Linked DNA regions of Mus musculus: region 1 is linked to region 2. A link is a loop called in an ENCODE intact Hi-C map of the cell type or tissue named here. Cell type or tissue: left cerebral cortex. All regions are shown on one strand. Each heading gives the region's core, and the rest is flanking DNA. Links, peaks and the distances in the headings are about the cores only.

The links. A loop is a pair of places that touch in the nucleus more often than their neighbours do. Peaks named below come from ENCODE experiments on the same cell type or tissue, not always from the same donor. Only the 100,000 strongest peaks of a DNase experiment are listed, where the experiment ranks them.
Region 1: it touches region 2 in a loop (2.2-fold over the local background); 8 of 42 quality-filtered maps call a loop at or near these places.

The regions. Positions count from the first base shown.
Region 1 is chr15:44,676,510-44,681,940 of GRCm38, reverse strand. Sybu (syntabulin (syntaxin-interacting)) reads left to right here. Exons shown (of 7, transcript NM_001285840.1): 5 at 4,203-4,406. Among named protein-coding and RNA genes, the nearest start is that of Ebag9, 60 kb to the right of the region's middle. In left cerebral cortex, for the core only: no CTCF peak of the experiment used is centred there; DNase peaks (open chromatin) are centred at 2,667 and 5,190; H3K27ac peaks cover 1,135 bases.
Region 2 is chr15:44,634,691-44,640,121 of GRCm38, reverse strand. It overlaps Ebag9 (estrogen receptor-binding fragment-associated gene 9), which reads right to left. Exons shown (of 7, transcript NM_001357691.1): 6 at 3,267-3,358. Among named protein-coding and RNA genes, the nearest start is that of Ebag9, 18 kb to the right of the region's middle. In left cerebral cortex, for the core only: a CTCF peak has its summit at 2,038 (motif pointing left); no DNase peak of the experiment used is centred there.

The DNA of each region.
Region 1 (5,431 bases), core at 214-5,213, 42 kb before region 2:
GAAAAGAGTGGGATCCACAGTAAATAAGCACTATTGCTTTATCAATCCCTCTATGCTTTGGGTGTAAGTGTCTCCTGCACCACAGGAGAGGGTCATAAACATTGTTAGTAGACATGAGTCTCCCCTGAGAAGTAAGCATAGCCTCACGGTGAAAGGTGCCAAGGAAAATGAGACTCACAGGTAATTTTATTAAGCAATTCAAAAGGACTTGTGTTTGCAATTAGATGTCAAGATGTCAATAACAAAGAGAAAACATTCTAGGCTGAAAATCAGCATATTTTTTGAAGAGTAATCAAAAATTGATGTAGTAAACATAAAATAATTTGTGCAAATCAGATATTGAAGAATTGTTTTTATTGTTTAATTTCTATGTATATATTTGTGCCCAATGAGTCATGTACACTCATGTGGGTGCTGCAGGTGCCCATGTCCTGGACCTCAAATGATCAGCAATTGAGTCACCTCATATGGGTGCTGTAAACTGAACCCAGGCCATCTGCAAGAGCAGGAATATTCAATGAAAGGGGTGCAATTCGAGTGAAGGGTGGATTTGTTGAAAAGATTTTTGACAAGTGGTTTTCTTAAAAAATAAACAAAACCCCAAAGTTGTAGAGACTAACTAACTCAAATTAACTAACTCATTATTCAGTTCTGATGTATCTGAAGAAGTCTCTCTCTTTTTTAACTACTAAAGCATTAATTAGTCTAGAAACTATAGAAGAAAGAATAGGGTGTGGGTTTTTTGGAATTGGCATCAAATATAACCATTGTTTATGAGGTAAACACTCTACATCTAGTTCCTATTCAGGAAAACAGAAATAGAGGTAATATCACTAAGTTTAAGTTAGCTGGTATTGGTAACTATATCGCAAGTGTCCAGAATTTGGCTGAAAAACAGGAGAGGTGTATTTTTAAAAGAAAACAAACACGCTGCTTCTACTACTGAACTGCAGTGCAATGAGCCCCAGTGCGGCTGGCCTGAACAACAGACAACAACTCACTTGCCATTTTAGGGGCTTTCAGATCAAAGTTCGGTAGGATTGCTGTCATTTGAGACTCACTGCTTGGCTTCAAGATGTCTGGCCTCCCTGTATCCTTACATCATCATCTCTCTGTACACATCTGTGTCCAAATTTTACCCCTTATTATAATATCAGGCTGAATAAGGGCCCAGCATAATACTCTTATTTAAACTCAATTACCTCCTTAAAGGTCTTGTCTCCAGATTTAGTCATATCTGAAGTCTGGAGGATTAAGGCCTTGACATGAAATTCGAATAGTGACAGTGACACAATCAAGTTCAAAACAATGACAGCAGTGGAAGATGGAGGAGGAGGAGGAGGAGGAAGAAGAAGAGGAGGAGGGAGGAGAGAGGAAGAAGAGGAAGGAGGAAGGAAGAGGAGGAGAGGAAGAGGAAGAAACAGCAGTGAATGGTGGTGGGGACACTAGCTAAAGTCAAGGGCCAGTGGCTAGGGATTATAGATTTCTTGGACTCTGGTTTAGATTTGTTCTTTTATATTACTCTGTTCAGGGGTTTAGAGGTGCAGGATGAGCAGAATTTTATCTTTTCTATGAACTACATTGTTCTTCCTGCTAGAACAAAGAATTTAGGGTGTATAGAGGAAGCAAGCATTGGGCTTGCTTCTCTGTGGTCATGACAAACATGGAAATTTAGCTTTTCCTTTGAAAATGATGACGTTTATGTCCATATTTGTTAACATTTTAAATGGGGTAAATAAAAGGAGAAACAGTAACAATTTAAACATGAAAATTTTTTAAATAGGGTTTTTTTTTTCTGGTTTTTCAAGACAGGGTTTCTCTGTGTAGCCTTGGCTGTCCTGGAACTCACTCTGTAGACAAGGCTGGCCTCAAACTCAGAAATCCGCCTGCCTCTGCCTCCCGAGTGCTGGGATTAAAGGCGTGCGCCACCATGCTCAGCTTTTTTTAAATTAGTTTTTAAGGTACTATGATATTCATGTCCTGAAACACATATGAAGACTTGATTATGTGTTTTATAAGACAAGCAATGTTTTATAGCTTGAGGAGTCTTTGCTCTCTTCCATCTATCAGATAAGGTCTCACGAAATCACCTAATTTAATGCTTGTCATGATCACGTACCTCAGCACTTTGTTGCAAGGTAGATGGGGGAAATGCCCAGGTGGATTGTCCAGAGAACAACTATATCCAAAGGACAACCTGATAAACTTGTTTACAGTACCAAAGTAATTTAGATCCCATTTCTATAATGTGGGAAACATCGCTGTTAAGAAGTTTTAAATGTCCATGGCCTTACATTCCAGCTCAGCTACACATTCTTCCATTTCTCTTCCCCGAGCCTCAGTGATCCATGGGTAAATGGGAAGCAGTGCTCGCCCCATTCTGACAGGTCAAAGCCAAGTGCTCACCAAGTGTCTGGAACAGTACCAGCACCACAGAAGCCAAAAAGGATGGTTAACAGAATAAATTTCCCAGGTCAAAGTTATGGATAGTTCTCTATAGTCCCTCATCTCTTGCAAGGGTTAACCATCCACATTTTCTTGTAGTCACATTGGGAAATACAATTGTCAGTGCCAGACTTGGAAGTGAAGCATAGAAAAGAAAATCCAAGCCAGAGTACATGTTCCTTTGAGCTACGCATGAAGTTCTTCCCACCCTTGGGGCTGCTGAAGTTGGTTTGTCACCAAGCCATCAGCCCATCTGTTCCATATAAAGTGTCTCCTTCCTTGTGAAAGGGGGACTCAGTCTATTTGAATGATTTCAAGAGGAAAGAACTTGTAAGTTTAGAATTTGGTGGGCTTGTTAGTGTGCAGTGCCCTTGGTTGACAGCAGTAGAGATTGTATTTAAATTTAAATTAGTGATTGCAGGCACTGAGCCCACAGGCTCGAGCGCTCACACACATTTCTCATCGACCTGCATCAGAGAGCAGAGGTGCTCAGACAGCCGTGCTGCTGCATGAGAATCTTCATTTTAACTTCCTTGTAATACCCAGCCATACTCCTGACAGAACATGCTATCCCGCTTAAGTAGTTTCAACATTCTCTGGATGTTTTTCAACTCTACTGGATATCAAATCCCTGGAACCAGATTAACAGGGAAAACCTAGACAAGCTGACCCTGTCACACCAGTCTAGAGCACACAGAGGTTGCACAAGGTTTCTGGACTAAACCTGTGTACTTTTCCAATTTAATCTTTTTAAAACAAACAAACAAACAAAGAACCAAAGACAAGTCTCATGCAACTCAGATTGGCCTTCAACTTGTTATATAGTCAAAGACGACTCTAAACTACCTTCTTGCCCCCAAGTTCTAGTGCTACAGGAATGTACCACATCAGGCTAGTTTTCCAACCAACTCTGCAGGCAGGAAGGCAGGAAGTTTGTATTCATGGTGTGAGTGTGATGTATGTGTCTATGTGAGAGAGAATGTTTCTGGTGTACGTATGTTGTGTGTGTGTGTATAAAGTGGCCTTCCTAAATCTCTAGTAAATGGCAGTGTCAAGACACACACCCTGTTAACTCATTTCAGCAGTCATGCTAGACGACAAAAATTATAAACTCAAAAGTCTAAAGATAAGCCGGGCGTGGTGGCGCACGCCTTTAATCCCAGCACTCGGGAGGCAGAGGCAGGTGGATCTCTTGAGTTCGAGGCCAGCCTGGTCTACAAAGTGAGTTCCAGGACAGCCAGGGCTATACAGAGAAACCCTGTCTCGAAAAACCAAAAAAAAAAAAAAAAAAAAAAAAAAAAAAAAAAAAAAAAAAGTCTAAAGATGAAAACAAGTACACATCCCCCAGGAAGCTAAATCATTTGGCATATTGGTGTATTTAGGAAGATGGCTTGAGAGAAATGATGAATTGGACCTGTGCAGCAGCATCTTAAGGAGTCTAGCCTGTTTTCAGGAGACAGTGGGAAACCCTTGATGGTCTTGGAGGAAGACAATAGTATTCCGGCTCCTCACTAGAAAGACATCAGCATCCTGCAGGAGGGAGCAACACCAAATGGAAACTGTTGGAAAGAACAGCAGAGGGAGCGGTCTCTTGTGCTCATGATACAAGGAGAGCAAATATCAGTGGCCATATGCCCCAGTCAACTCTAGAAGTCTGATTTTCTTAGCAATAACCAGCTTTAGGAAGGAGCAAAGGAACAATACCTTGGCATCTCCAGTCACAAGGACTCTAATTAGCACGTGTAATCCTCTTTCAGCCGAGGCCCTCATGGGCGGAGCAATGGAGCATCATCCCACAAGTCTGGCAGCAGCCCACCATCCCCAAGGGAAAAAGACCTTGTGTCTATGCTGTGCAGGAATCCACTGAGCCCCAGTAACATCCACCCTAGTTACGCCCCTTCTTCTCCAAGTAGCAGCAACTCCGGCTCCTACAAAGGAAGTGATTGTAGTCCAGTCATGAGGTAAGTCCCCAGTTGCCTCCTAATTGAATGCTGCTTAATTTGTCCAGTTTGGGACTTTTCTCTAAAGGTGGGAAAAACTATTTAGCTCTTGATTCCCTATTTTAATCTTTACTAAGATACTTCTCTTCTTTGTCACAGTTAGCTAATTCTTTAAGGGTTGGTTCAGAAAGAACATAGACCACCACAAGCTAACACAATACCTGCCAGTCCAAACAGTTACTGGATGGGGAGGGGAAATGCCACAGTGGCAAGGGCTGTTCTCATTTCTTAGGCACAGGGAGGAATTGTGCGGTGTTCATTTGTTCATTAAATGCTTATTCAGTAATAGGGTCTGTGTGCCATACTGAGAATAGAGTGTGGTGAACAGAAATGGACCTCAGGCTCACTGCCAAAGAAGGAGTCTAGCAAATAAGAAAAAACAAATCTAGATTATTCTGCAACTATCTGTTGCTATATGAATATGAACATGTAAAAGATAGGGCAGGGGTCCAGTTCATGATGGAGTGGTCAGAGTGGCCACACTAACAAAATAAAACTGAAGTGATATCTGAAAGGTGAGTAGGGAGTTAATTACTAGGTTGAGGTGGGGTGGGAAGGAGAAGGAAGGAATGAGCTATCCAGAGGAGGGCTTGGAAGGTTGGGAACTGAACACGGGCCATACTGAGCACAGCATAGGCATGGGGATCGAGCAGCATGGGGGCTAGAATTGAGTCCAGAGTTAGAGGAAAACCTGGCAGCCCTCCACAGCCTATTCTCATTAGTCAGCGCTCTGGATGCCCAGGCTTAGGCAGGCCTGAGAAGGGCCAAGATTCCAGCTGAGCTGTGTTTGTAGAATATTGAGTGCTTCTCTACAAAACACACTGGAAAGAGTGGAGTGGCCTTGTTCCCTCTGAGCAAGGAACTTTCCATTCCCATCCAATCAGCCCAGGAATACTGACATTGACTGCAGAACAGTTTAAATTCAACTGATAATAAGCAAGATCTTTAGGCAGGGGCAAATTGTGAGGAAAATTAGGTCACTCTGC
Region 2 (5,431 bases), core at 115-5,114:
TATAAAGCAGAATATTTATCTTTATTGTACAAATGGGCAAAATGAGGTATGAAGCTAAGAGATTTGTCTGGCCATAGTATTAATATGGGCAGTAAGTAGGAACACACATCTTTTCTTCACACAAAACTCTCTACTTCAACCTCAGCATTTGTGTATGTCAGGGGAAAATTATCCAAAAAGTTTGATATTAGAATTAATTATCTTGTTATTATAATAGATTTTTTTAATCAGCTAAGGGATATTAAGAACCTACTCCAAATAAGTGGAATTTCAGACATATCTTCTACTCAGAACCAAGAAATTTAAAGAGTAACATTTGAGCAGCTCCATAAGGCATACTAGTAGGTATTTATCAGTTTCACACTATAACCATGCCTGGTTCTTAGCCTAACATAACTCCACAGACTAGAAATAAGAAAAGCACTCTATACTATCCAATTGGCTTGCTAGGAGACTGGGCCTGGGATGATGACAGGAGAGAGGAGAGAGTACCAAATTAAGGGTGAAAAAGTAACTCAAAGAAATAGGTTAGGTTGAGGGGAAACATGGTTAGCACTGAGCATACAACAAGCAACATCTACATCTATACAGAACAAGCCAGGCTGGGGCACGGAAATGAGCATATGTTCAACTTAAAGTTCATGAAAGTGATAAGTTAATGCATATTACATACACAAATATGCATATGCATGTATATACAACTGGTTTTCAGTAATAGTTACGAATGCAAGGACATAGAGTTGCAAATGACCAAAATCCCACAAAGAAAAAGTTTCTTTGTGGCAACACTCCAACTTTTACCATTAATTAACCAAATTTAAAGAAGGAAGGAAAACTTACTTTATACTAGCTATGCTCAAAGTATAAGAAGATCTGAAAATTTTTACTAAAAATGAAACCTGAGACATGTAAATTGTAGGAAAAAAAATAATTATAAAGTAATGAATGGCTTATAAAAAGATAAACTTTGACCTGGTTCCTATCTGAAATGAAAATAGCAGCAATGAATGTTCCAGGCACAAGAAACAATTTGGAGATTACTGAAGACCAAAAAAAAATGTATTTTCAGCCAGGCAGTGGTGGCGCATGCCTTTAATCCCAGCACTTGGGAGGCAGAGACAGGTGGATTTCTGAGTTTGAGCCCAGCCTGGTCTACAGAGTGAGTTCCAGGACAGCCAGGGCTATACAGAGAAACCCTGTCTTGAAAAACCAAAACCAAAAAAAATAAAATAAAATAAAATAAAATAAAATAAAATAAAATAAAACAAAACAAAAAACAAAGTATTTTTCCCATTCAGATCCAAGTCTGGAATTGCTTCAGTACTAGAATCATACTCTTCTGACTGATCACAAAACTAGAGTATAGAAAAACTTTTAAACCTGGAGAATTTGGAACACAGATGCACTTTTCCAGTGCTCAGTGTCTTCCTAGAGACACCATGACACAAGCCTCCATGTCCCATTGACAATGCTTGTGCAGTACACAGCATGAAGCTTGTCTATTATCAACTAACAATCTCATTTCACTAAACTGTCATAAAGCACTGTTTTTATTTGTGTTTTATTAAGATAACAAGAGATAGGATGGAAAGGGAAGGTTTTAGAGTAGCATTAAGATGCTCTGCTCATAGCTAAAAATTCCATAATATTATCATTAAGATTATTAGATTCTAATGAACAGCTCTTTCCTTTACCCTTGTGCTTCATAAAATTAATAATTACAATCCTCCAAATTTTCTAAAACATTCTAATTGTTGGACCAATTATTTATTTTTTTAAAATCAGAATAAAAATGTCATTTTCTGGTGATCCTTGCAACTGTGTTATTTAGTTCACAATTTTAAAAATATCCTTTATTAAAGACACAGTTACACTGACTAAAGGGAAGCTAAATATGAAAACATCTTACAACTTCATTTTAAAACTATGATTCTCCCCTCCTGTTAAAAAGAAAAAAAAAAAAAAGATGCTAAAAAACAAAATCTAAAAGAGAAAGACAAAAGTTCTACATATTTAACTGCACCCTCTGCTGGTTATTCAAGGTTACTATAAATTTGCCATCAAAGATAAGAAAAATAAAAATAAAAATCAGTTCAATTGTTAAGACAGCTAAGAAAAGATAATTCATTTTCTATCCATAGGGCAAAACCAGTAACAATATCAAATCAAATCTCTATCACTGTATTTTGCTAGTTTTTTACATTTTATTTTATGTGTATGTGTGTGCGCCTCCATATTCATTATGTGTATCATGTGTGTACAAGTACCCACAGGGATCAGAAGAGGACACTGGATCCCCTGAAGCTGACATGGCTCCTGGGAACAGAACCTGGGTCTCCTAGAAGGGACTGCTCTTACCCACCGGGCCACCTCCCAGCCCCTTGCCATATGACCTAGGTGTCTAAAGAGGCTAGACAGATTTACACATGAGTTTGTATCAGAGATAAGTCCCGCTTCTGCTTGCTAGTCATTTTTCCTTTCCTTTTTTGACCAAACACAGAAGTGCAAAAACTAAGTTTTCTACTCATATAAACATAGAATGAACATCCAACAAACATGAACTTTAAAACTACAGAATAATATTTACTTTTCTGTATAATGGGTGATCTACCTGTTTTATGGGACTTTCAAAGACACTAAAATTAAGATACATGTAGAGATTAAGGGTGCTTTATTAGCTACTTTCATTCAGATGTGAAGTTCTGACACTATTTTAAATTGTGAAACAATAAAAACAAAATTACAACTTCTAATCTAGAATAGGATATGATAGTGGCTCACATTTCACAATAGGGTATTATGATATCATGTGGCATGTGCATGCAAAGAAGTTTTGCCCTTAAGATTAATAACCTTGGGCTGGAGAGATGGCTCAGCAGTTAAGGGCACTGACTATTCTTCCAGAGATTCTGAGGTCAATTCCCAGCAACCATATGGTGGCTCACAACCATCTGTAATGGGATACCATCAATACCATCTTCTAGTGTGTCTGAAGAGAGTGACAGTGTACTCATATACATAAAATAAATAAACAAATAAATAAATCTTTTTGATTCAAACAATATTTTAAATTCATAGTATTTATAACAAGATATAAAATCTGAAATTCCGACCAAGTTTAATAAGAAAAGAGTTTAATAAGGTCAGTATGGGTATATAGAGACAGACAGAACATTTGGCAGAGTAGATTTTCTTGACCTTAAATATAACCAGGAAGAAATCTAAGTTTTCTACACAAGGTGTAATATGATAAAGTCATCCAATACCTCAGCACCTCTTCTGCTTGCCAGGCTGCATCTTCTTCCTCTTCCCACGCATTGCTATTTTCTTGCCATGTATCTAAGTCACCTAATTCTGACTATATTGAAAAATAAAGAAAAATTAAGATAGTAAAGAGTCATCATTTCTCTAAATAGCAGTTCAAACCCAAAACAACCCAAAAAACGAGGAACTTTAAATATCTATCTAACAGGAAATACCTGTTCCTCTCCTCTAGTCCCTAACTTCCATACTGATCCCTACATAGGCCACAAAGGCTCTAGCGTCTTGTTTGCCTAGAACTGCAAGTTTCAACAATGCTATGATGCGTGACTTTCCCAAGGGATAAAAATGTTCTCTGTAACGTGCAATAGTGGCATGCCTTATGTGCTAACCAACTGCTGACTGGACTTGAGGTTGACTTCACAACAGGAAATGCATGCCTGGTACAGTAAACCTGATCAAATGTCCATGGCTAGGGAGGCCATAGTCACTAATAGGGAACAGTTACTGCTGCTGTTCTCCTAAATAGACATGCTCTGCTCACTAAATTGCCTTTTAAAGATTTATGGTTATGCCTATAATTTGGAGCTGCTGTCAGCTTTGGTCCGAGAAGCTGTTTTCCAATTGGCTGTGGTTACTGTAGACTTCTAAGTGGTCAAAATGACCAGAATCAATGACTGCCGAACTGATTCTGCCTAACACTGAGATGATATCCTTTTCAGTACTTCCTGCCTCCACCACTAAGGCTCAGAAAACACCATGGATGGAACAAAAACTGAGGGAAGCCAAGTATTGTGGAATGCAGTCTTCCCAGAGTGGCACAGCAACTGCCCTCAAGAACTCACAGCTCCTATGATTCACTGCACAAGCAAGATTTGCACATGAATAATAGTACCCCCAACATTGGAAGTCGCTTATGTGGCCTCTTCAACCCTTATGGACCTATAGGCAGTTAATGATAGCCAGGTGGGAGTGGGGCAGAAAGACATTTTTTTCAATGCTGCAGGCACTGGGCAAATTACCCATGCTCCTATAAGCAATCCCAACTAAAATTCATTAACACACACAGACAAACACACACAACCACAAACAGACACGGGGTGGGGGTGGGGGGGAGAGAAGAGAGGGAGAGGGAGAAGAAATGGGAGGGGGAGAAGAAGAGGGAGAGGGGAGAGAGAGAGAGAATCAGACAGACCAAGACAGAGAGACAGAGAGAGGTTGGAAGGAAGAAAGAGAGAGACTATATGTGTTGAGGAAGACCAGCTTTCTTCACATCATATGTTTTACAGAATGCTGTTTCCTATTTAATTTTGGGTTTCACTTACTTAGTTTGTACTAAGCAAGAATAGATCCTTTCTTATTTGTTTGTTTCTGTCTCTTTTCAGTATGATGAATAGGAGCAAAAAGAAGAGAAAGAGGAGGGACTGATCCCAGATTTAATGCCAACATCTGACTGGAGTAGTCTATGCTGGACTAAGTTTAAAAGTAGCACAGCACACTCCAGTTAAGCACATGAAATATGAGTGTATTCTCAATGGCACTTTCTGTTTTCATCCTACACAGATATAATAAACCAAACTCACGAAAATTGTACTGTATTTTTAACTGAATTTGTAAAAAAGAGAAAAAATCCACTAGATATTATTAGGCTCTATGTTTCTTGTTAGTAATCTTCAACTGATAATACTTGCCCATTTCCCTACTAAAGTTTGACATAAAACATTAGAAATTTAAGATTATATATACAGGTGTATGTGTGTGTGTGTGTATGGCCTGACAGGGATTACATATACATGTATACATTTTTTCACAATACAAATAAACACACACATACACACCATTAAATACAGTAATTTCTTTAGTAAAAAACTGGCCTTCTAAGGATAAAAGAACAACAAACCAAAAATAAGATAGGTAGGTATGCATACATTAAAAACTAACTACATCTGCAACTGGGGAAGTAGCTTCAGTAGGTAAAGTGCTTGCTGTGCCTGAGTTAGGAACTTCAGTGTCCAAGTACAATACTGGGCATGGCAGCACAGACCTGTAATCCCAATGGCTACCAAGTGAGAAAGGAACATTGATCGGAGGTTCACTGGTCAGCCAGTCTAACCAACTGTTGAGTTCTAGGTTCAGAGATAGACTCATTCTCAAAAATAAAGTGGAAAGT